Regions from separate parts of the Homo sapiens genome. Here regions 1 and 2 are each linked to region 3. A link is a loop called in an ENCODE intact Hi-C map of the cell type or tissue named here. Cell type or tissue: GM12878. All regions are shown on one strand. Each heading gives the region's core, and the rest is flanking DNA. Links, peaks and the distances in the headings are about the cores only. Region 1 overlaps CNMD (chondromodulin). Region 2 holds the start of CNMD (chondromodulin). Region 3 holds the start of MIR759 (microRNA 759).

Region 1 (8,329 bases), core at 2,868-6,867, 81 kb after region 3:
CGCTGGGAACAACTTGGAGACCTTTAAAATGGGAAGTGGAGCTGAAGAAGCAATTGCAGTTAATGATTTCCAGAATGTAAGTATATTTCATGCATTTAGAGAATTTAACCAGGCAAGCCTGCGGGACTTTTCTAATTCAAGGAGGAGCAGCGTTTCTCACACACATCCAAATGGTAACTGTTCTTTATAGCAGTTGTAGTGCCACTAATCCACTACATGTAGCATATTCTCTCTGAGAAAGGACCAGACTTTGTCCTTCATATTTGCAAAAGAAAAAAACAACACTTCAGTTGTAAAATACCAAAAACAAAAAGAACCACCTTTACTGAATTCATGTACATAAGGATTTAGCTGTTTTGAAAAACATTTTTTACTTCTAGGAAATTAAAGGTATGTCCCTAGAAATCAAAATAAAACTTGATTTTTAAAACTGGAAGAAAAAAACCACAATACCATAGCATTGAAAAGAGCAGGTTCTTCTTGGAATTATATAAAAGTCTTGGCAGAAAGACTTGAAGGAGCTATTTCTTTTCAAGCGGATTTCTGTAACGTGATGAATAAAATGCTCAAAACAATCCAAGAATGTTGCAAGATTTGAAATTTAAATTTCTGAAGAAGAGGGAAATTTTAATGACCTAATAATCTCATCAACAACAGGTGGGATCTATTTGCATACTTTTCTCAATTCCAATTTCCTATTTAATCCAGAAAATGACCATGAGCAAATTCTCCTATTATAGCATATGTTTTCTGACCATAGCATGTTACCATAGCATATTAGAGATAAAACATTCACATCTCCTTTGAAAAGGAGACTGTTTTGTTTTGATTTTTTAACAAAAATTTCATTTACAGGCAATTTGAGACATTAAGCTGTGCAGCAATGTTTCGGTGTACATCTGCAAACCAAAGTGTCACTTCAGGCCGAATTTCCTGTTGGCCAACATAAATATTTTATGCTCTTTCATGTTTTACTATAAGGAAGAGGCATCACTATTTGTGTACTCCTGTTAAATCTGCAGATGGAGTAGGTGAAACTTCATAATGAAAAAAGCCTCTTGAAAATAATGTCTCTTCTGATAGTTTATTGGTCCACAAACACCTCATCGACCCATCTTCCTCTGATTGATGAGAAAAGCTAAAGATGCTTTTCATTTGAGTGAAAGCACTCCTCTTGTTGGTACCAAAATATACCTCATAAGTCCATTTGAATACCCAACAGATGCTAACATTAGAGCTATTGTGATGTCAGATATTATTTGATCATGACAAGGACTATGTTCAGAATGGTCTCTGCCCTGGGGACAGCCTCTGCTGCTCTGTATGTGCCCAGACGCACTTTGTTTAGTCATAGCTTTGCAGATGATTCTGCTCAATGCACAAGTATAATTTCTCTGCACTTATTAAAGGCTTTTACTGCAAGACCCAGGACAGGGTAAAATCATTTTTTCTTTGTACTACTCAATATAAGCTAATAAAATGTGACTCCCCAACACACATTATTCAATCCAGAAATTGAATGCCTGTGGTGTGCCACAATATTAAGATATGCAAAGGGAGCTACAAAGACGAATAAGAAACGATTCATCTTTCTTGAGATGTTCATGTATCAAAAATACTCTTTTAACATATTTTAATCCCAAACCTATATTTCTGTTTTATAATCCTTTGGTTCTTTTCTAATAATGGTATCGATTGTGTTTTGTTCTCATAGACCAACAGGGCCATAGATATTTTATAAACTGATCAATTCTCTTTGATAGCTTCCACATTTCTCTAAGTCAGAACTGGTGAGTAGAACATTTTTTTTGATGGATAGAACCTGTTATGGGTTTAAACAAGCCTGAACTTTTGAAAACACATGAATCAGCCACTATGGTACCTACACTATTACTTTCTCCTGTATTTTGAATCAACGGTCAAATTCAAGAAGCATTTATTGAGACATGCTGTGTGCAAGGGATGATGCTAAGCAGGCGGAATGCGAAAATGATGGACCCTTCCCTCAAGGACCCTTCAGTTCAGTTCAGGAGGCAGACGTACACACAGACATAGCTTCAGTTTAGCTTGGAAAACGTGTTCCAATGAGTTATGAACAGAGAGGGAACATCCTTCCTGAATAGGGGACTGGGGCAGGTCTTGCAGATGTAGTGATGACCAAATCAGGTCCTGAAGAATAATCAGGATTTCAACTGTCAGACAGGTAGGGGAAGGCTCTCCAGGCCCAGGGAAAAATAGTGAACATGAATGTGCAGTCTCGCTCCAGGGTTCTAATTCTAAGTAGCCCAGTTCAGCCCAACTTGGGGAAGGAAAAAAGATGGGGATGCAGGTGGGGCTAGATTATAAAAGGTTTTGAATTGTAAATGAACAGTCTCCCCGGTTCGTCCAGGACCCCACCAAGATTTTAGTAGAACCCCGTGGAAGAAAACAACCCCCGACGGAGGATAGCACTGAAAAAAGTGCTCCAGGCTCTCCACCCTGAGAGATAGAAAACCCAAGTTCATTCATACTTTATGAGTTACATTCTAGTTATACTCTCACAAGCACCAGTGCTGTTGCTTTAAGCCAACCCCCTTGGACTGAATGCCCCATTTATATAACAAAAAGCCTTAGAAATTGAAAGAATATCCCATCAAAAAGTGGGCGAAGGATATGAACAGACACTTCCCAAAAGAAGACATTTATGCAGCCAAAAAACACATGAAAAAATGCTCATCATCACTGGCCATCAGAGAAATGCAAATCAAAACCACAATGAGATACCATCTCACACCAGTTAGAATGGCAGTCATTAAAAAGTCAGGAAACAACAGGTGCTGGAGAGGATGTGGAGAAATAGGAACACTTTTACACTGTTGGTGGGACTGTAAACTAGTTCAACCATTGTGGAAGTCAGTGTGGCGATTACTCAGGGATCTAGAACTAGAAATACCATTTGACCCAGCCATCCCATTACTGGGTATATACCCAAAGGATTATAAATCATGCTGCTATAAAGACACATGCACACGTATGTTTATGGCAGCACTATTCACGATAGCAAAGACTTGGAACCAACCCAAATGTCCAACAATGATAGACTGGATTAAGAAAATGTGGCACATATACACCATGGAATACTATGCAGCCATAAAAAATGATGAGTTCATGTCCTTTGCAGGGACATGGATGAAGCTGGAAACCATCATTCTCAGCAAACTATCGCAAGGACAAAAAAGCAAACACCGCATGTTCTCACTCATAGGTGGGAATTGAACAATGAGAACACATGGATACAGGAAGGGGAACGTCACACACCAGGAACTGCTGTGGGGTGGGGGGAGGGATAGCATGAGGAGATATACCTAATGCTAAATGACGAGTTAATGGGTGCAGCTCACCAACATGGCACATGTATACATATGTAACAAACCTGCACATTGTGCACATGTACCCAAAAACTTAAAGTATAATAATAATAAAATTTTAAAAAAAAGAAATTGAAAGAATAAACTGATGGGCATATGGGGGTTCACTGTATAATCCTTTTAATTTTGTGAATATTTGAAATTTTTATTTAAAAAGCTAGAGAAAGTAAAGACAGCATAACCTGTCAATTCAGCCTCCAACTATAAGGTAAAGGAAAAATGAAATGAAACTAATTTATATTAAAAATATGGACTTCATATGTAAATGTTCAGCCAGATGCACTAGAAGATATAAAGTCAAACACTTATAGTAGTAGCTGAATGACTGTCAATGCCACAGCCCAAAATGCAGACAGACACAAGTGTGTGTTGGCAATTTAAATGCTATGTAATTTTCTCAAACAGTGAAGAAAAGTACTGTTTTCTCTCCATTTCACAGTAATTGCATTCCTAGGAAATTTGTTGTACATTAAGACTATGCCAAAAATTACTTTGTGTTTACATATAAAACAACACTGGGTTCTAGACACTGATATTTACAAACAGGTTTTTTTCCTCCAACCCGGGACAATTAGTTCTTCAGGACTGTCCCAGGCTCTGCAGGACCTGACATCCCTGGGCCCTGTGCAATAAAGGTCAGGAGTGCCCCCAATCTTTGTGACAAGAAACTTCTCCAAGGATTTCTAAAGTGCCCTCTTGGGGACACGAACTCCTACCATCCTTGGGAACCTCTGGTTTAAGCCATAGAAATAGATGAGATACCTTAGAAAGAAAAAAATGTGCAGCCAAGGTAAGATTACATCACTGTTTTGAAAAAAGAATGTTAGATTCTTGGACTCTCCACTCATCACCCTTGCTAGCAAATTTCTTCATTACCACCAGCTTCTAAAGCCTGTTTGTTTGCAAAAACAGGAGGTTTGCTTGGCTTTCTTGTGCTTCTTTTAGTTCCCTCTGTTTAATCTCTTAATATATCTGGCTGCTTGATGTGGAGTTTTTGCTAGACACGGTAGTTAATATGTGTGAATTCTTTCCCACACTTCCTACCCCATGGGGGTTTCAGTTCTCACTGCGGTGTGTCGACTGTCAGAACCAACTTAACACTAGATTCCCATTCAGTGCTGCGAATCATTCAGTAGAATCAGCTTTCCCCTTTGGGGATATGGTGACGGAGATGTGTGCATTCCCTCCACACATCTCACATTCAGGGGATGTGTTTGAAGTTAAGAGAAAATGTCACATAAGAAGGCATCATCTCCCTCCCTGCCTTCTGTTTTTCAAACTATGAGTCCTAAATTTACATGCCAAATAAGAGCAGCAGCCCTACAGGAGGTAGCATAAGAGAAAGCAGTTATTCTCCACGTGTATTCCTCAGGCTGCCAGTGGAGCATCACTTGGCTTGTTAGAAATGCAGATTTTAGGCCCCACCCCAGACCTACTGAATGGGAAACTGGGGGTGGGGCACAACACTGTTTAATTTAACAAGTCCTCCAAGTGAATTTTTTTTTTTTTTTGAGATGGAGTCTCGCTCTGTCGCCAGGCTGCAGTGCAGTGGTGCAATCTTGGCTCACTGCAACCTCTGCCTCCTGGGTTTCTCCTGCCTCAGCCTCCCGAGTAGCTGGGACTACAGGTGCACGCCACCACGCCCAACTAATTTTTGTATTTTTAGTAGAGATGGGGTTTCACCATGTTGGCCAGGATGGTCTCCATCTCTTGACCTCGTGATCCTCCTGCCTCGGCCTCCCAAAGTGCTGGGATTACAGGCGTGAGCCACCGCCCTGGCCCAGGTGATTTTTTAATTTGCCTTTTTAAAATTGTTACATAATATTTTATATATTTATGAGATATATGTGATATTTTGTTACATGAATAGGATGTGTAATGATAATGTTAGGGTATTTGGTTTTCATTTCTATGTGTTGGGAACATTTCAAGTCCTCTCTTCTAGCTGCTTTGAAACATACAATACATTGTTGCTAACTATAGTCACCCCACTCTGCTACTGAACATTAGAACTTATTTCTTCTGTCTAACTGCATGTTTTTACCACCCACTAACCAACCTGTCTTCATTCCCCCAGCTCCACCCATATATCCTTCTCAGCCTCTGGTATCTATCATTACTTTCTGCTTCCATGAGATCAACTTTTTTAGCTCCCACATAGGAGAGAGAACATATGACATTTGTCTTTCTGTGCCTGGCTTATTTCATTTAACATAATGACCTCTGGTTCCATCCATGTTACTGGAAATGACATGATTTCATTCTTTTCTATGGCCAAATAGTATTCCATTGTGGATATATATATATATACCAGTGATCCTTCTCCCTTCCAAGTAGCTGGGACTACAGGCACACACCACCACACCTAGCTAATTTTTAAAATTTTTTTGTAGAAATGGGGTCTCACCATGTTGTGCAGGCTGGTTGCGAACTCCTGGGCTCAAGCAGTCCTTCTGCCTCAGCCTCCCAAAGTGTTGGGATTACAGGCATGAGACACTATGCTTGGCCCTTTTTTATTCTTTTTTATTTATTTTTGTCTGACTGGGTTATTTCAAAAGACTTCTCTTCAAGTTCTGAGATGCCTGAAATAGTCTATTGTTGAATCATTTTTTTTTATTTGAGACGGAGTCTGGCTCTGTCACCCAGGCTGAAGTGCGGTGGTGCCATTTCAACTCACTGCAACATCCACCTCCTGAGTTCAAGCGATTCTCCTGCCTCAGCCTCGAGTAACTGGGATAACAGGCGTGCACCACCATGGCCAGCTATTTTTTATTTTTTTGTATTTTTAGTAGAGATGGGGTTTATAGTTGGCCAGGCTGGTCTCGAACTCCTGACCTCAGGCGATCCACTCACCTTGGCCTCCCAAAGTGCTGGGATTACAGGTGTGAGCCACTGTGCCTGGCTTCTATTGTTGAATCTTTTAAGTGTATATTGTATTTCATTCAATGAATTCTTCAGTTCTATAATTTCTATTTCGTTCTTTTTCATAATATACATCTCCTTATTAAATTTCTCATTCATATCCTAAATTGTCTTTCTGATTTCTTTGTCATGTTTTTCAGTATTCTCTTGTATCTCACGGAGCTTCTTTAATATCAATATTTAATTTTTTTTCTGGGATTTCATAAATTTGTTTTTGATTGTGATCTGTTGCTGGAGAATTATTGTATTCCTCTGGGAGTGTCATGTTTTATTGCTTTTTCATGCTTCCTGTGTCCTTGTGTTGATATCTGTGCATCTGATTTAATAGTTGCTTATTACAGTTTTTTAAATTTGCTTTCATAGGTGTGGACTTTTGGTGTTGGTTAGGTAGGGCACTTCAGCTTTCATTCTGGGTGCATGCAGTAGTATAGTCTCTGTATGTTTTTTTTTTTTTTAGCTGTAAACAGCGTCGGTGGTGTCTGTGATTTTTCTTGGTAGCTTAAGGTGTGGTTGTTAATGAAGACTGTTCTGAAGTTTTGCTGGGGACCCAGGGGATTTTTGATACAAGGGAAGGTTTGTGAACCACTGATAAAAAGAAACTTGGGTCCAAAGGTTATTGCCATCACTTTAAAAGCTTTGTTACCTTGAACACCTTTCTCTTTCATATGGTAGTCTTCAACCCTGGCATCAACCCTTTAAATTATAAACACCTGGGGAGCTTTTAAGGCTCCCAATACCTGGGCCCCAAAGCAAACCAATCAAATGGGAATCTCTGGGAAGGGACCCAGGCGTCTGTGTTCTTAAACCCTCTACAGTGAATTCAGGTGCAGTTAAGAGCCAAGCCTCAGCAGTGAGCCTCGGAGCTCCTCTTCTGTAAAGTGGGGATAATGCCCCTGTCTCTCTGAGTGAGCAGTAGTGCTGGGAGAAATAGGTGAAATGAGTTACATATGTATACATGATTAATTAAGCCACAAGACAAATAATAAAGAGCTTGAGGAAGAATGAGCCTTTTCTTCTGTGTTTTGCAGTCCTTTACTCACCAGCTTCTGTAGGGCTCCTGGCTCTGTGACTACATAAGGTAGAGCTATCCATTAATCCCCTCCAGCATGACTTACATTTAATTTTCTTCTTCATTGTAAAGGGCTGAATCTTGAGCCAGGATCCCTAGATTTTAAGTGTTTTCTACCCCCATTCTTTATCACTGGCCCTGGTACCATTTCTATATCATTCCAACACTTGCCTCAACTCAACAGAGGACTGATAAGGTTCAGATTTGTGCTAGTATCTCCATTATTATACCATAAAAATTGTAGGCCTTTATTTTAGATTCACTAGTCCTGAAACTAACAGCAGCAGGAGGAGAGTAAACATTCTTGGGACAGAGCATCCTGTTACCCCTCATGTCCTCTGTGGGTAGAATCGGGGCTGTGCTTTCAGCCAAGACTGGAGCTTTGTGGCTGATGTTTCCCTTGAGGCAGTCCCTAGGCAGACCAAGAGAAGATATTGTTTATATCTCTCAGGAGACAAAAAAAAAACATCTAAGTCCTTGGGTAAGGTATAGAAGGAAAGTTCAGAACCAGGTGCTGTAGAAAGTTTTACTGTTTACTCTGGGCTCAGTAACCTAGGAAAATTCTGAATTCACAGAATTAATTAATTTGACCAACATCTTTTGAATAGCTTTGTGGGGTCACCAAAAAAGAAAACAGAAAAGATTCAAATACTGATCTCAAGAAGCTTATAACTAAGTAGGCTGTGTATAGCTGAGTAAGCATCCCAGTTGAGGAATGAAGACAGGAGGACTTATGGGAAAGCAGAGGAAAGACAGCTGCTTAGGCTGAGATGTTCAGAGAAGGCTGCATGGAGAAGGTGGCATTTCATCTGAGCTTGTGAATATAGATGGAATAACTAACATATTCTGTCCCAGCTCAAATATCATCCCCTCATTGAGTCACCTCCCCTGACTATGCTGTCTGTCTAAATTACCACCTCATCATTCCTGT
Region 2 (11,300 bases), core at 4,182-8,181, 71 kb after region 3:
CCCTAAGCCCTGCTGGCTCCTCCAGCCTCTTTGTCTCAGCAGATGGTCTTCTCGGCTTATTTACTGGCACTATCAAGTACAACATCTGCACTTGAATTTTCACAGCTCTTCAACTTAACATGTCCAAAACTCATCCGGTGCTTTCTACATCTACTCAGTTGTTTGTGCTTGATACATGAGGTCATCCTGACTTCCTCCCTCACTCACCTCACACTCAGCCAGTCTCCAGAGCGTGTTGATTCTACCTCCAGCATGGATCTGAAATCCTAATGGACTCCTTCGGATTAATATTTCTTCCCATCTATATCACTTACAATTATTCTAGTTCAGACCAACATCATATCTTGCCTGGACCACTGCAAGAGCTTCCCAAAAAGTCTGCCTCTGGGCCAGGTTCATTGGCTCATGCCTGTAATCCTAGCACTTTGAAAGGCCAAGGGAGGAGGATCGATTGAGGCCAGCAGTTCAAGACTAGTCTGGGCAACGTCACGAGACACTGCCTTTACAAAATAAATACATGTGTATATTAATTAATCAGGCATGGTGCATGCCTGTAGTTGTAGCTACTCAGGAAGCTGAGGCAGGAGGAAAACTTGAGCTCAGGAGTTCAAGGTTACAGTGAGTCTCTACACTCCAGCCTGGGCAACAGAGCCAGACCCTGGCTTTAAAAAATTAAAATAAGGTCAGGCGCAGTGGCTCACTCCTGTAATCCCAGCATTTTGGGAGGCAAAGGCGGGCAGATTACCTGATGTTAGGAGTTTGAGACCAGCATGGCCAACATGGTGAAACCCTGTCTCTACTAAAAATACAAAAATTAGCTGGGTGTGGTGGCGGGCGCCTGTAATCCCAGCTACTCGGGAGGCTGAGGCAGGATAATTGCTTGAACCCGAGAGGCAGAGGTTACAGTGAGCCGAGATCATGCCACTGTACTCCAGCCTAGGCAATAGAGAGAGACTCTGTCTCAAAAAAATAAAAATTAAAAATTTAAAAAAAAAAAAACTACCCCTTCTACTTTGCCCACTCCAGTTTGATTATTCTGCCCCACAGTGGCCAAAATGATATTTTTAAAATGCAAACCAGATCACACCATTCCACTGCTTTAAACCCCTCAATGACTTCCTGATACTGAGAGGAAATTTTTCAAAATTCTTAACATAGCCTAGAAGACTTTATTAGCCAAGGTAACTGTCTCTCTCTGTAGTGTCATCTCTGGCCATTCTTTCTTTTATTCTTTAAGATCTAGCTTTCCCTTTTTCCAATGCCAAACTCTACCATTTCATGGCCTTCTAACATGCTGTCCCTCCACATTTCCCACACCCTTTCACCCATCTCCACCTGGAAAATTCCCCTTCTCTCGGTTTTCAACCTAAATGACACTTCTTCAGGTGCTTTCCCCATTCCCCACTCAGGGTAAATTAGATGTTATATGATCTTAGTGTAGCCTATGTTTTTCCCTCATACTGTGTGTTACAAATGCAATGACATCATATTTTGTGATTACCTGCTTAATGACCATGTTTTCCACTATTCTATAAGCTCATCAAGAGCAGGGGCCATGTCTCATGTGCTCATTACTGTGTACCCAGACCTGGCACAGTGCCTGAGAGCAGAGTTGGGTTATAACTTCCAGGGAATGGGCCTACAGGTGGGCCCAGCAGCAGAGTGGGTAGAAGAAAGCAAGCCTGTGAAAGGGGGCACCCCTTTGATTTCATTCTTCACGAGTGTCTAAGTTCATTTTGTGCTGCTAAAACAGAATACCACAGGCCGGTTAATTTATAAACCAAGCTTATTTGGCTTATGGTTCTGGAGGCTGGGAAGTCCAAGAGTAAGGTGCTGTACCTGGTGAGGGCCTTTGTGGCAGAAGGTGGAAGAATGAGAGAACACATGCCCATGTGAGAAAGGGAAAGGGAGCCAAACTCATCCTTTTATCAGGAACCCACTCTCATGATAACTACCCCACTCCTGCAACAGTGGCATTGATCCTTTCACAAAGGCAGAACCCTCATGACCTAATCATCTCTTAAAGGTCCACCTCTCAACACTTGCATTGGGAATTCAGTTTCCAGCACATGAATTTTGAGAAACACATTCAAACCACAGCAATGAGCCTCCCAGTCTTGCTCCCTTACTGCTTTTTCTACTGCCTTTTCATTATCTATAACCATCATCATGTGAACACACTACCTTAAAATTGTTGAAAATATGCCACTTTAGGAGAATGTGCTCAGAGGAGGCAACTGATCTCCATACCCACTCCTCACCCCTCACGCCCTGGTCAGCTACTTTCTGTATATTATGTGTTAAAAATGTATGAATGAGGCAAGGTCTTGCATTTCCCCTGATTCCTCACCCTCTCTTCAATGTCTGTTTGGCCCCAAAGTATCCACTCACCACTCACTCCCTCCAGTCCTTCTCTCCTTCTCAAGGTTCATCAAGGGAAGGTGGTACCTTCCTTGATCCTCTAACTCCCCTCATCTAAAACTTCCTTACATTCATCCTTCTTCCCCTCAAGTTGAAAGTTGTTAAAAGAATTGTCTCCATTTGTAGCATTCACTTCCTCCCCACCTACTCACTGTTATTTAGTGCTTTATTCACTCAATTCCTGAATAGCTAATGCGTGTTCACAATATAGAATTCAAAACATTTCAGAAGGTTCACAGTTAAGCATCTTCTTTCTACTGGTCTCCCCAAGCTTCACATTTTCCTCAGAGGCAACCCCCACTACCAGCATCTTATCTTTCCAGAAAGCATATACTTACATTTATTCTTGTTTGTATTTCTTTATACAAATGGAAGCATTTCTACGCATTTTCTACCTTTTGCTTTTTTCACTTGAAGTATCTTAGAGAGTGTTCTATCTACATCACTACATCCAAAGCTGCCTCATTCTTTTAAAGGGCTGCCAAACCCCCACGGTGAGAATGGATCATAAATTGTCTACTCTGGACATTGAGTATATTACTAGTGCTTTGTTCTAACAAACATGCTGCAGTGAGCATCGTTGCACCTGCAGGATTTTTCCACCCTTGTGAGTGCATCTGTAGGATAAATCCATAGAAATGAAACTGCATTTTGCATTTTGGAATTAAATTGTTCTCCATAGAAGTTGTACCAATTCACCCACTACAGTAGTCCATAAATTCACTGCCCCTCATATTTTTCAACAGATTGTTTTAACAAGCGTTTTTATGTTTTTCCAGTCTCATAGGTGAACCAGTCTACTTTTAATTTGCATTTCCTTGTATGAATGCAGTTGTGGCCAGGCGTGGTGGCTCATGCCTGTAATCCCAGCATTTTGGAAGGTCAAGGTGGGCGGATCACTTGATGTCAGGAGTTCGAGACCAGCCTGGCGAACGTGGTGAAACCCTGCCTCTATTAAAAATAGAAAAATTAGTCAGGCATGGTGGCTGGCGCCTGTAATACCAGCCACTTGGGAGGCTGAGGCAGGAGAACCACTTGAACCTGGGAGGTGGAGGTTGCAGTGAGCCAAAATCGCACCACTGCACTCCAGCCTGGGCGATAGAGCAAGACTCTGTCTCAAAAAAAAAAAAAAAAAAAAAAAAAAAAAGGCAAAATAATGCTGTTGTTCATTCTTCTTACATTTAAGAGAAATTTCTACTTCTTGCTTCACCAACTCTCTGTTTCCATTCTTTGCCATTTTTTCTACTACATTTTTGGTCTTTTGGTTTTCCTAGGAAAACACTATATAAGAAAACTAGTTCCTTGTCTGTGGTATAAGTTGCAAATATTTTTAATCACTCTGTAACCCTTTGCAATGTGTCTTCTGTGCCCAGGGAAGCAAATGGAACTACTCTCTCGCTGGTTCCCATGGCCTCTTGGTTGTGCCCTTCCAAGGCCTTTCTCTGTGCTCATTTTTTTTCAGCATTTGACACTGCTGACCCACCCTTCTTGAATGTGCCTTTAAAATTACATGTACTACTTTATATTGTACCATCTCCCACCTCTCTGACAGTTACTTCTCTTATTCCTTCACCAAAATTCCTGTGAAGAATGCCCTTGTGAAAAGAGGTCTTTGAACTCTGCCTCAGCAGTGCCCCAGGGATGAGCCCTGGCTGGAGATCTTGCTGGAGTTTTTTCCAAGCACCTTAAGTCTAGTGTGATGTGCAGACAGCTGTTTCCATAGCTGATTCCAATGCAGGCTCAGGACATTTCCTTGGCTCTTTTACTTTTCATCCCCACATCAAGCTCAACATGTCTAAAACTGTTTCTTCCAATTTTTTCACTTCCCTAGGGTTCCTATCACTCTCCCAATCCTCCTAGGTCTGAAAACTCAGTTCCCACAGCCCAGGAATTGCCAAGTCCTATCGATTCTTCTGTGAAAGTGGTCTCCTCCACTTCTCCCCTCCTTCCCAGCCCCAGGTCATCATGCTTGTCACCTCATTCTTCATCACATGTCTTGGATGATTCTTCAACACTTTCTCCTTCTGCAGTCCTGCACATGCAATCTCCCGCTGCCCTTTGGGGAAGCCTCAATCCCTCTCATGCACTAGTGCTCCTCACTTACACCTCACCAGAGAGCTCTGCACAAAGCTAGAATCGAACGCAATTTAAGGAAGCCTGGATCCAAATGAAGTACCATGTATCCTGGAACTGGAAGATGGCATTTCCAAAAGTGAAAATTTTATATACATACATACATACACACACACACACACACACACACACACATTTGTGTTATTCCTTTGGATACATCAGTACTCTGTGTGTGTGTGTGTGTGTGTGTGTGTGCTTTGCCATTGTTGCTTTTGTTTGCACTTATTTAATTTATTCAACCAACCAGCATGCACTTTTATTCTGGTCTCCCCAACTCCTTCCCTCCAGCCCTGCTCTGCTTAGCTCTCACTTTTGCTGCAGTTGTACCCAGACCCTAGAAAAACTGGTGGCAAGGAGCCATCCCTAAGACCCTGCTCTGTTTTCCAGTCCCAGGGGCCATCCAGCAATGCCAGGCCAGTGAGAAGGTGGCCTAACCCTTACACTCTTAGGCCAGTGTCCCCTGTCCACCTGCACCACTCTGTTGTCTTCTCCTTCACCTTCCATGAGCCATCTTCCCCCCACCCCCACCCCAACACACACCTACAAAGACCCTGCAGGAAATGGCCTCCAGCCAGTTGTCACAGCAGAGCCCGCTGACATTCTAAGACATCCTCCGGTGCATGGCTAATTGCTCTGGCACTTGAGTATTTCTTTGGGTCCCAGGATTCAGCATCCCGCTCTGAGGGATGCAACCACCCCCACACATTCAGAGTCACCGGGATGCTGTTTGGGGGGCCAGTAGACAGGATAGAGTGAGGAGGAAAGGGGGCATCCGGGAGTGCAGGACGAGCTTCCCGCGGCGGGAGAGAGAAGGGAGGAGAGAGGTGAGGCGCTGGAAGGGGTGGGGACCGCTGGGCTGGCCCAGGCGGGACCGTGCACCGTGTGTGCGCGCGGCGTTGAAATGCCCTGCACGTCGGGGCAGCGGGACAGATCCCAGGGTGCCCAGGGAGTCTCCAAGTGCCTCACTCCTCCCGCCGCAAACATGACAGAGAACTCCGACAAAGTTCCCATTGCCCTGGTGGGACCTGATGACGTGGAATTCTGCAGCCCCCCGGTGAGTACCGCCAGGGATTCCACACGCAGGGCCTGGGTTGTGTGAGTATCAGGTTCCACAGTTCGGACTCAGGGGTGCGTGCCACCGAATGGGTGTGTTGGCGGGGGGATAAATTTGGGTCCCAAATGTGTGGGTGGGATGTCGCCCCACGCGTATGAGTGTGCAGGGGTCACGGCATCCACAGGCGGGTGCGGAGGGACGTCCCGTGGCCGGTAGAGGGTGCAGGTCCTGGGGCGAAGGCCCTGTGCTGCGGGGTTTGCTCATCCCACTTCCACGCCCGACTGCAAAGGACCCTCGGGAGGGAGCGCGGCGAAAGGGGCACCCGTAGGAGCCCGGGCGAGCTGTTTCCCGCCCGACTCCCCACTCCCTGGGGGCTACCGCGTGGGGCCCGGGTGCGCTGGGGGCCGCAGGTGCTGGCGGCACAAACGCGACGGTCCCTCTCCCGCCCCGGCCCGCAGGCGTACGCTACGCTGACGGTGAAGCCCTCCAGCCCCGCGCGGCTGCTCAAGGTGGGAGCCGTGGTCCTCATTTCGGGAGCTGTGCTGCTGCTCTTTGGGGCCATCGGGGCCTTCTACTTCTGGAAGGGGAGCGACAGTCACGTAAGTCCAGAGGGCGGCGCGCGGGGACCCCCGTGTCGCCCATGGTGCCCCTAGGGGGAGCCCGAGCGCGGGCCGGCGAGGGGCGCGCGGCTGCCGGCGGGCCCCTCGGGCCCAGCGTGAGCTCCCCTCTCCCATCCCACTCTGGCACGCGGCTTTCCGCCTTAGGTCAACGTTGTAGAAAAGCAAGTGAAGGTTTCACGGGAGAAGATTGAAGCGTAGAGTAGGGGAGAATGTAGTGGACGGTCCGAGAAAGGCCGTTCTCGGCTCATCTCCCACTAAGCAGTGGCGCGACCGTGGGGAAGGCACGTCACCTTTTGGCCTCAGTGTACTCGTCCTGAAGGGAAAAAATGGAACTGGACGATCTCTAAGGCCTGTCCCTGCTAAGAAAGGCTGTGGGTTTAAAATCCAGGACAAAGATAGTGGAGGAATATTCAGACCCATATTCAGACCCATTGGGAAGGAATTTTTGCCTTTCAGAAGGTTTTTTTGTGACCTAGCCATGAACATTCCCTTCTCTCTCTGGAAAACAAAAACAAAAAACAAACAAACAAACAAAACGTCTAACTTCCTTAAAGGTGGAAAATCTCTTTAACAATTAATTCTGGCCTAGTCATCACATGTGGTTTAATAGTAGGTGTTTTACTAACTGCTGTCCTACTTTCTTTGTATGCAACTATTTATTTTAAAGCTCCACGGCTCTCGAGGAGTATAAAGACTGTTTCTAAGTTGACTGGGCAGAGCTCCAGTGTGTTCTCTAAATACTCTGAAAGTGTTCACCTATGTAAAAGGGGGCATTTTATCTTGATGACCACTGCCAGGTCTGGTATAAGCTTATTTCAACTAATGGAAAAGAATTCCATCTCCAGGGCACACACAAAGGGCTCTTTCATAATCACTATCCTCAGAGGATTGGTGATTGCTGTTTTTTCCTCTCTCCTACCATGAAATGCAAAGCATGAACGAATTCCAGTACTTACAGAAAATGGTGCTGAAAGCAATTCAACCATTTTACACATCACGTCTTCTGCAGTCACTGCATAATTTGTATTTTTAACTCAAATGTCTAATGTAGATAAGCATGCCATTTAGCACCGAGTCTGTTTTAGAGACTATATCAAATTTACAAGCATCGATTTGTAAGATCAGAATTGCACTGTATTTTGTGGGTATTTGAAAAGTGCCTTAATGTATTTGTATTTTAAATATAGAAGCTGGGCCAGATGCTCATGTTTGAAACAGCAAATGTGAATAAGAGAATGATTTCAATATCTACATCTCCATTAATAGCAGGGTTTAGATTGTCATCTCTTTGGGAAATTCTGTGGTTTTAGAATGTAAATGCTATCTTTTAAATAACAAAGCCTCAATGGTATAGGTCAATGGGGGATAACAATAGCTATGCTTTTTTTTGGTAAAGATTCTGGACATGATATATTTTAAAATGAATACCATTTGTCATTTAATTATTCAAGGTAAACATCACTAACTGACAGGCTTCTAAAAAGAGAGATTAAACAATCATACTGAATAAGCACAGCTCCCTTTTTTCATATATTTTACTTTACTGCAAGATGGTTGGTTGTCTGGTTCAGGAGAGCAGTATTAAATGCTAAGAATTCAGAGGAATAGTGAATCACATTTTATTGTCAACAATCAAAATTATTGCTATATCCTATACAGACAGGAGAATGAAGAAAATCATGATAGTTTTTTTCTCCCTGATCCATATGACTTAAGTATGAAAAACAAATCACAAAATACTAAATAGAGTAATTTTTGCACCACCTAGGCATAGCACATGCACAGGTCTGCTTTGCCTGAATACAAATCTAAATAGCTCAGACAAAACGTAATCAAAAAAGGTAAGTCTTTGTCAAACAGAAAGACTTGTCAAACCAAATGGATTATCCACTCTTTGGGGATTATCTGTGCCTCGGCTCCTCTATATTGGTTTATAGAGGAGAACCAGCTGTAATTCACCTCCTATCCTTTTCATGTGGGTAAATCCCCTTAGGACAGGTTTACTGAAATTTAGCTGGAGGACTATGAAGCACTGGAGTAATAATAATCAGGGGACAACTGAACTGGGCTCCAATATTGAGGCCATTTTTCATCCACATTATTGTAAATGGAACAAGGCATTGAAATATGGGAAATTTCCACCAATATGAGATAACTGACAACCCCACCCTGTGAGATGAGGGAAGGAGATCATTGCTTGGGGCCTTTCCTCTCAGACTAATTTTTCTAGACATTTTCCCAAACATTATGTAATTAATCTTATAGAACATAGGCCTTATTAAAAACTCATTAGCAAATATCCTTGGCTGTAAAAGGCACCATATTGAGCAGAATTTTGGCAAATAATAAATTTCATCTTGTTTGGATAAAAATAGCCTTGGGTGTCCACAGCTCCACGGACTTAGAGCAGATAAGGTAATTGCTGCTCCAACAGCCCAGCCTCGTCCCCAGCTCAGAGTCTAGTATGTTAGAAACTGGACTGCCTCCTCCCCCCACATCCTCCCCTAGTAGCTTCAGGAGGGGGACAGCTTCACTGCTGTCCCCATGCAGATGGTGCAGTGCACATAAAAGGTGGGCTGCAGGCCAGGCGTGGTGGCTCACGTCTGTAATCCCAGCACTTTGGGAGGCCAAGGCAGGAGGATCACTTGAGGTCAGGAGTTCAAGACCAGCCTGGCCAGCATGGTGAAATCCCATCTCTACTAAAAATGCAAATAAAGGCCGGGCGCGGTGGCTCACGCCTGTAATCCCAGCACTTCGGGAGGCCGAGGCGGGCGGCTCACGAGGTCAGGAGATGGAGACCATCCTGGCTAACACAGTGAAACCCTGTCTCTACTAAAAATACAAAAAAATTAGCTGGGCCTGGTGGCGGGCACCTGCAGTCCCAGCTACCTGGGAGGCTGAGGCAGGAGAATGGTGTGAACCCAGGAGGCGGAGCTTGCAGTGAGTGGAGATTGTGCCACTGCACTCCAGCCTGGGCGACAGAGCAAGACTCCGTCTCAAAAAAAAAAAAAAATTAGCTGGGCGTGGTGGCGCATGCCTGTAGTCCCAGCTCCCTGGGAGGCTGAGGCAGGAGAATGGCTTGAACCTGGGAGGCGGAGGTTGCAGTGAGTCGAGATTGTGCCACTGCACCCCAGCTTGGGTGACAGAGCAAGACTCCATCTCAAAAAAAAAAAAAAAAAAAAGGTGGGCCGCAGCTGCACAACCAAGATGCCCTACGTCAAGCTTGTCCAATCTGTGGTCCTGCATGCGGCCCAGGGCGGTTTTGAATACAACCCAACACAAATTCGTAAACTTTCTTAAAACATTATGAGATTTTTTTTTTTTTTTAGATTTTTTTTAAAAATTCATCAGCTATCGTTAGTGTTAGTGTATTTTATGTGTGGTCCAAGACAATTCTTCTTCCATTGTGGCCCAGGGAAGCCAAAAGATTGGCTATCCCTGCACCTAGTTAGGGAGGCTTTCTGGGGAGAAGACAGCCAGGGGTAGTGGTGGAGGAATGTGAAATTCAAACCACAGGCCACTCTTCTAGTGTGACAACCTTATCTCCTTAAGAACTGCTAAGAATTTAGAAATGGTTATGTTCTTAAATGTTGCATTGCTTTACTAGTAAAAGCTTATGTGCAATGTTCTTAAAAAAAAACACAGAACCTCTTGTCATATGAGTGGAAGACACTCACATGGGTGTTTCCTGCCAGGCTCCTTCTGACAGTCATCACTGACCCATATGAACACTGGCTGCTCAGAGAGCACCGGACAGAACAGAGCCTTCTTTCCAAACTTCACCTGCAGGAGTCCCGTCTCAGCCAAAGAAAACAGGTTTCCCAAACCTGGCTGATCATAAGGGCCACCTGAGGGGAAAGGGGAAAAGAGACTGGTGGGCTGTGCTCTAGCTCCACTAAATCAGAACCCCCAGGAGTGGTTCTTGTGATCAGGGAAGCCTAGGAGACAGTAAATTGCAGACATCTAAGTTCTTCAGAAAGAGACAGGGAAGGAGGGGCAATGAGGGATGGTTGAGCTGAAAAAGGACACTGGTATTTTCTGTCCTGCTGAATGAATGCTGTTCCTAAAAGGGTGCTGGATAGCAAAGCCATTTCTGTATCTCTGCTGATAATAAAATAGTGCACTGTGGGTCTTGTAATAATGAGTTTTCTTCAAGAAATGGATCCAACAATAACAGATCCTTTTTCCAGTGTTTGTGCATGTAGCAGTCACTCTTCATAATGAGGAAGAAAAATCAGACTTGAATTGGATCTGAGCTATTTGCAGTTTTGACTGGCTGACCTGATATTAAGTAGCAACAGTTTTTCATCAGTTCTCATTCCTCCACTTTAAAGATTTATATATATGTGTATATATAATCTATAATTTATACATGATATGTAATATATCATATGTAAGATATATAGATATACCTATGCATCTAAATCCAAAAAAAAAAGAAACCCACCTCCTAGCTCTGCCACACAGAAAGGTCTACCAGGACAGCAGCACACTGAGCAGGAGCAGCGTCTGAGTTATTTTGAAACCAGTGCAGTAATCAGGTGTCTGAGCCCTTTAGGTCAGCTAATTAGTGGCAAACTTTAAAAAAGAAATGTTTTAAGTATTGAAATTTGTCTTTCTAACAAAATGTTACTCAGAAATGCAACACATAAGACAGAAAAAGCAGAGCCACTCTGGTTAGACTATGGATGGACAGGAGAGAACAGAGTGCCACAGTGCCATCCTCACCTCTAGGCCATGCCCGGGAGATCCCAACAGTTCTAAGGACATAGATGAAAGCCACCTATGAGGTCCAACTTCATTATACACTCGTGGCAACTCACAAGATCCAGAGATGAGTGGTGTGGCCACCTGTTTTCCTGATTACTGGACCGATGCTCTTCTGCAGTGCCAGGTCCCTTCCCCTCTTCCACACTCCCCACACATCTCATAACAAAATGCCCTACAGCACCATGGGCCTGCCCCATAGAATCGTTCAGGGAGTACTACCATTTTGAGCTGAAACAAACATGCACATTGGCCTTCCTCTCCACACATGCTGCTCTATATCAAGCATACCCTGGTCCTGTCTG
Region 3 (11,300 bases), core at 2,790-6,789:
CACGCTGCCTTAAGAGCTGTAACACTCACTGTGAAGGTCTGCAGCTTCACTCCTGAGCCAGCGAGACCACCAACCCACCAAAAGGAAGAAACTCTGAACACATCTAAACATCAGAAGGAACAAACTCCAGACACACCGCCTTTAAGAACTGTAACACTCACCGCAAGGGTTCTCGACTTCATTCTTGAAGTCAGTGAGACCAATAACCCACCAATTCTGGACACACTTTCATACTCTAGGAAGAAGTCAACTCCCTGGAACAGTGGCTCCTGTAACTGCATCTAAAATAGGTTCCCTCCTTTCCCACCCATATTTTCTAATTCAATATTCTGTTTCCTCGCTTAACACAACTTGTAATTATTTTGTTTACTGTTGGGTATTTTTGTTTGTTTTTGTTTTTATCTGTCTTCCCGACTAAATTGTAGGCTACAGGAGAGAAACATTTCTTACATCAGCCTCTATTTGTTAAACTTACTTAAACCATAGTGTTATTAAGAAGTAGACTGGGCACGCTGGTGGCTCGTGCCTATAATCTCAGGAGTTTGGGAGGCTGAGGTAGGTGGCTCATTTGAGTCCAGGGCAACATGGCAAAGCCTCGCCTCTACAAAAAATACAAAAAAATGATCTGGGCATGGTCACACGAACCTGAGTGCTTGGAGTCCCAGCTACTCAAGAGGCTGAGATGGGAGGATCTCTTGAGCCCAAGAGGCAGAGGTTTCAGGGAGCCAAGATTGCACCACTGCATTCCAGCCTGGGTGACAGACAAAGCGAGACTCTGTCTCAAAAATGAAAATAAAAAAAGGTAAAGTAATTTTCCCCAAGCCAACAGTGAAATATTCAAGGTTAGGAAAAGAAGGGAGATGTAAAAGCAAACAACCTGGAAAATCCTCACACTGTATATCATTTCATAAACAATCAAAAGTTAAATGTTGAACCAGAGATCTCACTTCTGTGTTCTCTACACATTCTCTTCTCAAGAAACGGCTTTCCCAGCCTTCTGCTGAAACCTCTGGCCAAAGATAATTGATCTAAAAGAGGCCACCTGATTGGACCAATTTGGTCAAATAACCATCTTTAGAATAATCCTATTGGTCAATCAGAATTGCTTATTGGGGGAATTTGGCTTGGGGATTCTGGGATTCTCTGAAGATCAGGGAAGAGGCAGAAATGCTTGGTGCATGTGTGACTTAAGAAAACCACTCAGCCGAGAAGAGAAAAATAAGCTGACAGAGGGAAGCAGGACCCTGAGGCCTCTTGGTGGCTTTCAGTTCAGGAACTGAGCCCCATTCAGCCCCATGGGAGCCCCACTGTTGTCTCTGCCCCTGGACTCTGTGAGACAAATTTTTCTTTTTGCCTAAACCAACTTGAGCAAATTGTGGCCAAACAGCCCCTGATGAAGGCAAGTGTAAATTGTTATTTCTCACCTCTTCGTGTGTGTGTTGTGTGTGTGCGTGTACTGAGGGAGGGACTATTTGACCTTATTCCCAAGGCCTTCCCCTTGGTATATGGAGATGATAAATTCTTTCTTACAATTAGGTCATGTGTTACACACCAGCAGCATAAGCCATGGGGTATCATTTCTGAGACACCCCAAAAGCCCTTTGCGTTCTCTAAACTCCTCCTACTCTTAAAATTGTACCATTTCCATTTAATACTTGGGCTTAAATCTTGTCTTCCTGAAACACTGTTTCCTGGTAAACAGGTTCCTTATAAGCAGAGACTGGCCCTATTCATATTTGAGTTCTCACTGCACATAGACTGGTATAAGAGTGGAACCTGGCAGGAACTCCAGTTGGAATAAATGAATCAAATGGGAAAATATGGTGAGGAGGGAAAGTCGTGGGTGCCACACTCAGACGTCCTCAACTTCACCATTTTGGGCTCAACTAATTTCAATCCTAGGTGAGTTGTAAGATGACAGTTACAAAGAATTGAAAATTCCTGAACTGGGTGACAGACTCTACATCTGTCTTTGCAGTTTCCATTTACTTTTACAAGCATTAATGCCACCTGGCCAGATTCATTTAAATGAAGAGGAGCAGAAACGTTTATGTGCACAAGGGAATGGAAAGGCATAGAGGGGGAAGAAAAGAAAAAGAAAATTGCCGGGCAGAAAGGTGGAGTTATCTCAATGTCTCCCTCCTGCTTTCTCTCTTCACCACCCTTGCTCTATTTCATAAGTTTTATTGCCATCTTGACATTATCTAAATTATGATTTGAAATTCATTCAAGCAGACTAACTCGTGGTTATATTTGTAAAATTTGAAAAAACAAATTTAATTTCTTTCTTCAGGAAAAAACGAGTCTGATAAATACAACTAAGGGACTGTTCATGTGCACCCAGTGACTGGAACAAGCAGATGCATGTTTTTAATATCCATTCTCATAAAAGCCTGGAGGTTAGCCTCTCAACAGCACCCTGCAGGATTCCACACCATCTTTTCAAAGCACTTCACTAATGAGCTGCCATCATTTGTGCAAACAGCCTTGTGAGAAGGAGGAGGTTGTAGCTGTTCCATTTACAAATGAGAAGAGTGAGGTTTGAGGAAAGTAGACGAGTTTTCCCAACTGTGCAGTAAACCCAGATAGGGCTCGAAGCTCTGAGCTCCCTGCACTTGATCCCATGAGCTAGGTTACTATTTGAAATGAGACTCCTTCAGACAACGAATTCTTAGATTCTGATGTCACTAAAATGGGGTAGAATGAAGAGAGAAATTCCACAAATGGAGATAGACTTAAAGCATATGATATACAACATCCATGGACTTACATCCAAGGCAAATATGCAATTTTTTTTCACATGGCTCATGGACAAAGGCTTTAAGAAAAATAATAGCAGTCTCAGGAATCATGTTCTTCCTAACAAACATGAGCGGCACACTATTCTATGTGGATGTAGGCCCAAGGAGTATTTCTGTATGCTATTCTGGGTCCAGCACAGGATATGAGTTTAATTGGAACTGTTTTAATTCACATCTGGAATTTTCCAAAGAATAGCTCATTGACTAATTGGCCCCTTGAGTTAACAAATGGTTGCTATTTTGATGACTGAGTTTTTTTTATCTGTAACAACTTTTTTTACTCCGTTCAGTTCAACATACATTTATTGGGCAAGCAACAATGCTGGATATTGGGCAAGGCAAGGAAGGATAGAGAAGTTGGGGAACAAAGATAAATAATATGCAGTCTGTTGCCTCCAGAAACATAAAGCCTATTTGCATAAATAACTGATTTAATTATAAGGCAAATGGAATTTGATACTATAAAGGAGGCAAAGATATGCGAAGGCAGAGGAAGAAATAATGAGTGTTATAAAAGGTAATCAAAAGGGGCAAGAGGCAGGGAATTACAAGGCTTCATGAAGGAGGCAGCCTCTGAGCTAGGCCATGTAGAATGCATACAATGTCAATAGGTGAAGGAGAAAAGAGAATTCTAGGCAGAGGGAACAGGACAGAAAAGACACAGATGGAAGTAGAAAGGCTATGAGTGACTAAGTTGGAAGTGTAGGTTGAGGTCAGGTTGTGAAGGACCTTGAATTGAGTTCTGCAGGCAGTAAGGAGTCACCAAAGATTTTTGAGTAAGGGAGCCAAGTGCTCCCCTGCCAGCCTGAAACAACTGGGTTACTTCTAAGAAGCAATGAACTATTAGCTGATGTAAATCATGCTATTTGGGGGCCTCTTTGCTGCATCAGCTTAGCCTTACCCTAACCAATAAAAAGGCCCTCATTTTACAAATGAGGAACCTGAAGCTTAGAGGAGACAAGTGACTTAACCAGCATCATGTTACCATAACTCTACCACGTAGAACCAGGGCCAGACAGGAAATCTGGGCCTAGATATTCCATAGCCCCAAAAGATGTGATGATGGTGGCGGTGGTGGCAGTGGTGATGGTAATATGATGGTGATGATGGAGATTTTTTGTTTTCGATAAACTGGTGTTTCAAGGTTTTGTTTTTATACCTCTTCTTTACATTTTTCTATTTTTTAATGTAAAAGCATGGAACAGATTCGCCATATAATCATTTTAATCAATTTTCTGCGGTGATAACTTCCCTGCAACTTAATTGGCAAAGTTGTTTCCCAGACTAAAAGTACTATGGCATCATCTAAAAGTCACCTCAAAGAGACAGAACAATTCATTAAAAACCACTAATGTCTGCAGGGTTTAAAGATGTTAAGTGTTCATTTGGAGAATGAGAAATCAACGCACATTGACTTTTGCCATCCGGGTTTGTCACGCTCTGTGTCCGTGGGATGACTCACATTGCTAAAGCCCAAGTTTAATTAACATGCTTATTCTGTGCCGCTACTTCCATTCTAACAAATTAAATGTTTAAACAGCCAGTGCAAACATTTAGATCTGAGTCAAAATTGTTTGCACTCTGCCAGTTTAGGCATTTAATTTATTATAATCCTTTCCATAATATATACTTTGAAAGTCATTCTTTTGCACTGAAAAATATTGTTAGTATTTCAACTGATGCTATTGAATCTGAGACTATCAGAATGTGACGTGAGAACTAAATTGGACTGCAAATAAGGCCAATAAATGAGATAATAAATGAATCCTCATCTATCCTAACTTCCTCAATTGACCAAGTAATAATAATGACAGGTGCCAACTCAGGCCTGACTTTTGTCCCATAATCTCTGCTCTTGTGGAGAGATGCTATAAGATGAGACAAGGATCTTGCAAAGCTCGTAAACATTTCTTCTTAAGAGCCTTTCCTGGATTCTGACCTCTTCCTCCCTGCAGATGTTTTTTCAACATACAGAATTTTGCTAGCTTTCAACAACTTCCCCTTCCCTGGGCTAAAGAAACTGAAAATGCAATGGAAGAGAAATTATAACAAAAGCTTCATTGACGCAATGCTGACTGCACTGATAAAGATCTCAGGCAAGCAGCCAAAGAAGCTAGACAGAGAGAGGTTCCCAAGGAATGACCCTGTTTGGCCCCAGGTGACCACAAGGTGGCAGTGAAGGTCTTCTTCACCCTCCCCATTGGCACCACCCTCCCAGGCCCCGACCCCCAGGCACTGTGCCTCTTCCCCACTGTCTCCCAGGGAAACAAATGGATACACCCAGATCTAAAAAGCTGACACTTTTACATTTTTAATAAAGATAACTTGTGTTTTATTGTGAATAACATGGAAACTGGAAAATGATTGAAAATTTCCCCCAATAGCCCTTGCTTGAAGAAAATGGAGCATGGCGTTGGAACCAAGAGGAAAATATTGTAGAGTAATAGATGCTGGTCATGCAAACTCATTAGATCTCAGCTTCCTCATCTACAGAATGAGAGGTTAGGTTCCTCTCATCCCTGAGGTTTCTTCCAGTACCCTTCCAGAGACAATAGCATGGATCAAACTCATCAACCAAGGGAGAGGGGTCAGTTTCAGGAGACACCAATTGGTTTGTTACTGTGTGCTAATCAAGGTCACGTGCCACTGAAAACCTGAATGCATTCACTCTCTGATTCTTCAGGCTTCCATCTCCTGCTCAGAAATCATTCAAGGTCTTCCACAAAACATTCCAGATTGTTTATACTTTGAGATTGAATTATATAGAGTCAAGCTTGGTCAGATTTTATAATGAAGCTATATCTACCCAAAAATTGGCTGGTGAAGGAAAGGAGGAAATCGTTGAATCTAGCCAATTTGTTGTTTCTGAAAGCAATCAACTCAGATCAATCCAGCTTTGTTTGTTTTTCCAAATAATGTAGGTCATTTAGACACACGATAGGGCTTTCTCCTAGAGCCACCTCAAGGAACTACCCATTCAAAAGGGCTTTGTTAAATGAGAATGGATGCCTGCACCTCAACACACGCTCACTATTTAAATGCCAGGAGGGTTAACTGAGAAGTAACAGACAAAAGTCTTCCCACTGAATATCTATGCTGAGGCATTTTTAAATGTTTTTAATGTCTAAGGGTTGTAATTAAGTGAGGCATTAATTAGCTTTTCTAAACCACTTTTTAAAAAGTTAATCATAATTAGCATTAATTAAATACTATGTTCCAGACAATGTGTTAAGCACATTATATGTATTACCTCATCAATTCTTATTCCAACCCTATAAAGAAGGAACTGATACTTCCCCAATTTTATAGATGCAGAAACTGAGGTTTCAGGAGATGAGGTCACCTATCCAGGTTCACACGGCTGAAAACCAGGTATGCATGCCTGATTGCAAAGTCCCAGCTCTCTCTTTTTTTTTTTTTCAGACAGAGTTTCGCTCTGTCGCCCAGGCTGGAGTGTGGTGGCAGGATCTCGGCTCACTGAAAGCTCCACCTCCCAGGTTCACGCCATTCTCCTGCCTCAGCCTCCTGAGTAGCTGGGACTATAGGTGCCCGCCACCATGCCTGGCTAATTTTTTTTTTTTTTTTTTTTTTTTTTTTTTTGGATTTTTAGTAGAGACAGGGTTTCATCGTGTAAGCCAGGATGGTCTCGATCTCCTGACCTCGTGATCCACCCGCCTTGGCTTCCCAAAGTGCTGGGATTACAGGCATGAGCCACCACGCCTGGCCACAAAGGACCCAGCTCTTGAAGGAAGTTTATCCAGCCCCAATTCCGTTTTTCATGTCTTCATAATCCCCGAGGATGTTTTTTTTGTTTTATTTTGTTTTTTTGAGATGGAGTCTTGCTCTGTTGCCCAGGCTGGAGTGCAATGGGGCAATCTCAGCTCACTGCAACCTCCACCTCCCGGATTCAAGCGATTCTCCTGCCTCAGCCTCCCGAGTAGTTGGGATTACAGGCGCCCACCACCACGCCCAGCTAATTTTTGTATTTTTAGTAGAGATGGGATTTCGCCATATTGGTCAGGCTGGTCTCAAACTCCTGAACCCAGGTGATCCACCCGCGTCAGCCTCCCAAAGTGCTGGGATTACAGGCATGAGCCACCACGCCCGGCTGATTCCTCTTTTTTACTGGCACCTGTGTCAGTATTACACATTTATAAGTATTTTAATATTTCTAAAATGAGACCAACTCATCAAAAATTTGCAGAGGAAATCCCCAACTCCTTATAGTGGAAAGAGTACCAGGGTCGCTTAGGGTTGCTCTCCATCTCTGTACCATTTACAAATAAATGCTGCTGGTCCCAGGCTCTGCATCAAATTTACCACCTAAGGAGATTCCACACTCTTCAAGGAATCCACCACAGTGGCCTCAGCTATCTTTGAACTGCCTTTCCTCTTGTCTTAATGCTCAATGAACACAGAGAACAGCCAACTTTTCCTTCTGATTCTGAACTTGAGGACGATCAAGAAAACACACGATTTTTTTTTTTTTTTTTTTTTTTTTTTTTGAGACAGGGTCTTGCTCTATCTCCCAGACTGGAGTGCAGTGGCACGATCTCGGCTTACTGCAACCTCCGCCTCCTGGGTTCAAGAGATTCTCCTGCCTCAGCCTCCTGAGTACAGGGATTACAGGCGCACGCCACCATGCCTGGCTAATTTTTGTATTTTAGTAGAGACAGGGTTTCACCATGCTGGTCATGCTGGTCTCAAACTCCTGACCTCATGATCCACCCACCTCAGCCTCCCAAAGTGCTAGGATTACAGGCATGAGCCACCACACCCAACCGAAAACACACAATTCTTAAGCAAGATATGACTTCAAGAGGTCCTCCAATCCTGTCTTCTGCTTCCAGACAGGGACTGTATAACTAAAAACAAAAAATCACCAAATATGAACAACCATCACTAACTTTTTTGGACATTCATGAGAGTGCAAAGGGTTCTACCTGTATCAGCTCATTTTACAGTGGGGGAGTTTGAGGCACAGAGAGGAGAAGTGATTTTCCCAAAGCCATATAACTAGGCAAGGGTACAGGTGGAATTAGAATCAACTGTCCCCTGAATTTTATTTGCTATATCTCTATTCCTTCTCCCTGGCCTAGGTTGATGTGGGGAAGACAGGAGCAGGCACCTGGAATTGTAGAATCATGGGCAAAGCACCAAAATGGTAGTAAACACGGGTTCCTGAGCCACCTTTGCCTCTAACTGGCTGGGTTTCTTTAGATGAGCTCCCCCCATGCCTGGGCTTCAGTTTCCTCACCCTCAGATTTCCCTAAAGGCCTTTTTTTTTTTAACTCTAAACTTCTAGGATTTGGGTTCAACAAGGTTAGTTGGGAGAAAAGCAGGGCAGAAACGTAGCAAGTTGGGAAACCAGCGGACCAGCTGGTGGCCACAGCTGTCCTGTTCATTCTGCTAGAATTCCGCACCAGCCAGTGACTTTTCCTCCCATTCTCCACATTATGCATTCACATCAGACCTCTGTTTTATCTTCAGCATGTTAGTATTACACATTTTTATTTTGCCAGTTATCTCTTCTATTAACCCGGGCACTCTGCAAAATGACTTGTCATTAATAACGTGAACTGGCTTTTTCAGTTTAGACAGAAAGGAAGATATGGAATTGAAGGAACCGTGTTATCTAATGCATTTTCAAAGAGATTTGTTTGATGAGAGTGCTTGTTAGAAATACCTAAGCAGAGAGCATCAAATCTTTGACAAAATATATATTCGAAATATTGCATAGAGGACTTTTAGGGATTAGAGTCTATCAGCATGCATTGCTTCAAATTTTCGGATGAAATTTTAGCAGCAACTATATTAGAATCTTGTAATCACATTCACGAATGCCAACGCCCAGATCACAAATGCCATCCCTACTGGATATGGATTTGAGGGTATTTTTTTTCAGGAAGGTATTGTTAGCTTTAGGGTCTAGTCTGCTTGCTTACCTTTTTAAAGACAAGCGCAGAATTTTAGAATTGGGAGAGTCCAGATAGATTATTCCCAATCCCCCTGTTCCATAGGTTAGGAAATTGCACCCAAGTACAGGAATGTCCCAAGGTCATACACCACAATGCATAGCCAGGACTCAGACCAGCTGCTTGATTCCTAGTCCCTCACTTCCACCCTTATGCCAACTGTCATGTTCTGCAAAAGGACAGAACCAGAAACAAAGGAGCATCAGAAGACTATGTCATTAATCAAATGATCTCTGAGCCAGAGATGGATGTCCTACAGTGCTCAATCAGAGCTTCAGAAAAGGGTAAATAGATCCGATATAGGGAACCTCTGTAGACCATGGGGAGCAACTGGGGAGGGTTAAGCTAGTAACTAATGCCCCGGGAGCAGAGGCCAAGCCTGGTGATTGACTTGGGAGCAGAGATTTATGTGGAATATGCCTCATATAGAGATACTGACGGGACTTTGGCAGGTAATGCAATGGGGAAAGAATGGGCTGTGGGGTCATGGGAGCTTTGATTGTGAACCCCAGCTGTCTCTCACTGCCTATGACTTTGGACAGCTACCTTGCTTCATCTCTCTGAGCCTCAGTGACCCCATCTGCAAACTGAGACATTTTTGTGTGCTGTATAATGCTGTGAATGTGTAAATTTTAATACTGTGGCTTACATTTGTAAGTATATATTTATGATACAGTCATAACTGGCCAACAAACCACAGTTTGCATCCTTTCCAGGGACACAAGCAGCAAACTGACTCAGGGATGTAGGGCTTGGGCTTGAACTCCTACAACCAAAGTGGTCACAAATTATGCAGTGTGGGCATGGGTTCCCAGTCCCAACCTTTCCATTCCACCAACCCACTATTCTGCCTAATCTGCCTACATTTGTTTACATTGATTCAAACCCCATCAGAGCCAGGGAAGACACTGTTGTTATTGAAGGGGAGGCCCAGGACTGGCAGAGGGGATGCACTAAACAGCCCCTGTGGGTGTGGAGGAGAGGGCAGGCAGAGCAGTCTGCCCTGGGAAGGCTGGGAGGAACCTGCCATGGGTTTGGACAGGCAGGCAAAAGACAGCTGCCCTTTCTGAAGGCATGCGCCCTCCAAGGCCTGCCAAAAGGTCAGCTTACCATAGAGGACCCGAAGTGAGCCCAGAGCCTTTTAGGAACACATCTGCTATTCATGTATAATGTAACTGGATCAACTCTGAAACCAAGAGGCTTTAACCGCAGAGCTTGTCTGGAGGGAGATAATGAGGAGGAAGAAAAGGCCAATGAAAACAGAAAGTCCAGATAAAAAGCCCAGAAACAGATTAGGTCATCCCAGGTTTATTGTCATGGAAGAACCATTTCTCCAAGAGTGAAAAACTTGCAGCCCAGTTGCTAAACAAACTAACCTGTGGATTGTTTTACCTTCCTGGCCTCAGTTAGCTCCCTAGATCTTGGTTCACCTCCCTGGGCCTAGGTTAACCTCCCTGAGTCTCTCTTGGTTATCTTTTGGCTCTAACACCAGAGATTTCCCAGATTCTAAGTGGTAAGAAACATACAAAAAGTAAACTAAATAACATGTTTCCTTGAAATATTAATCAATCATGCTTTCCTTTTTATGACTCGCTTTTGAATCAGTCAGAGGCATTCATGTGGCCTCAAGGAGAATTAGGAATGCTTTAGTGGGACTGCAAAGGGAAGAAAATAAATTTTTTGCTTTCAAAATAAGCCTTCAGAGCTCAAAGTGAAGCCCTGGGGGAAGCAGGGGAGAGTTTTCATTATAACCATGGATGGAAAGAAGAGAAGGGGTGTCTACCAGGTGACAGTTAAACTGGACTGGGATGGGAATCAAGACCCAGGATGGGATGGTGGATGGGGTTGAGAGGAGGACACCAGACCTGGTGAGCAGGGAGGACACCCCAGGGAAAGAAGGAGTTCTTATGATCAGGGACCAGAACCTGAAGTCTCATGACAGCCAAGTCATTCCTTTTTTGGCTTTTTTGTTTGTTTGTTTTTTTGAGACAGGGTCTTGCTCTGTCACCCAGGCTGGAGTGCAGTGGCGCGATCTCAGTTCATGGAAATCTCCAACTCCCAGGCTCAAGCTATCTTCCCACCTCAGCCTCCCAAGTAGCTAGGACTACAGGCGTGAGCCGCCATGCCCAGCTGATTTTTGTATTTTTGGTAGAGACGAGGTTTCACTATGTTGCCCAAGCTGGTCTTGAATTCCTGAGCTCAAGCGATCTGCTCGCCTCAGCCTCTCGAAGTGCCGGGATTACAGGCGTGAGCCACTGGAAGTCTCAAGATAACCAAGTCATCCTTGACTCCTCTCACTCACACCCCACATACACTCCATCAGAAGAGCCTTTTCTGCCTACAGAATGCATCCAGAATCTAATCACTTCTTACCACTTCTGCTCCTACCACCCTGGTGCCAGCCACCAGCACCTCTCACCTGGTTTATTACACACCTCCCAGTGGGTCTCCATGTGCCTGTCCTACCCTCATCTCTTCTCAGCACCGCAGTTGGAGCTGTGTGCCATGTAAGTCAGATCCTGTG

The links. Peaks named below come from ENCODE experiments on the same cell type or tissue, not always from the same donor. Only the 100,000 strongest peaks of a DNase experiment are listed, where the experiment ranks them.
Region 1: it touches region 3 in a loop (5-fold over the local background); 2 of 110 quality-filtered maps call a loop at or near these places.
Region 2: it touches region 3 in a loop (2.4-fold over the local background); 9 of 110 quality-filtered maps call a loop at or near these places.

Annotation. Positions count from the first base shown.
Region 1 is chr13:52,724,966-52,733,294 of GRCh38, reverse strand. CNMD (chondromodulin) reads left to right here. Exons shown (of 7, transcript NM_007015.3): 3 at 1-76. Among named protein-coding and RNA genes, the nearest start is that of CNMD, 11 kb to the left of the region's middle. In GM12878, for the core only: no CTCF peak of the experiment used is centred there; a DNase peak (open chromatin) is centred at 4,514; H3K27ac peaks cover 973 bases.
Region 2 is chr13:52,733,938-52,745,237 of GRCh38, reverse strand. CNMD (chondromodulin) reads left to right here and starts at 5,418. Exons shown (of 7, transcript NM_007015.3): 1 at 5,418-5,608; 2 at 6,067-6,207. The coding sequence starts at 5,537. RefSeq lists an enhancer at 7,347-7,848. In GM12878, for the core only: CTCF peaks have their summits at 5,811 (motif pointing right) and 6,236 (motif pointing right); no DNase peak of the experiment used is centred there; H3K27me3 peaks cover 226 bases.
Region 3 is chr13:52,803,159-52,814,458 of GRCh38, reverse strand. MIR759 (microRNA 759) reads right to left here and starts at 4,409; the gene lies at 4,319-4,409. In GM12878, for the core only: a CTCF peak has its summit at 4,972 (motif pointing right); DNase peaks (open chromatin) are centred at 4,898 and 6,108.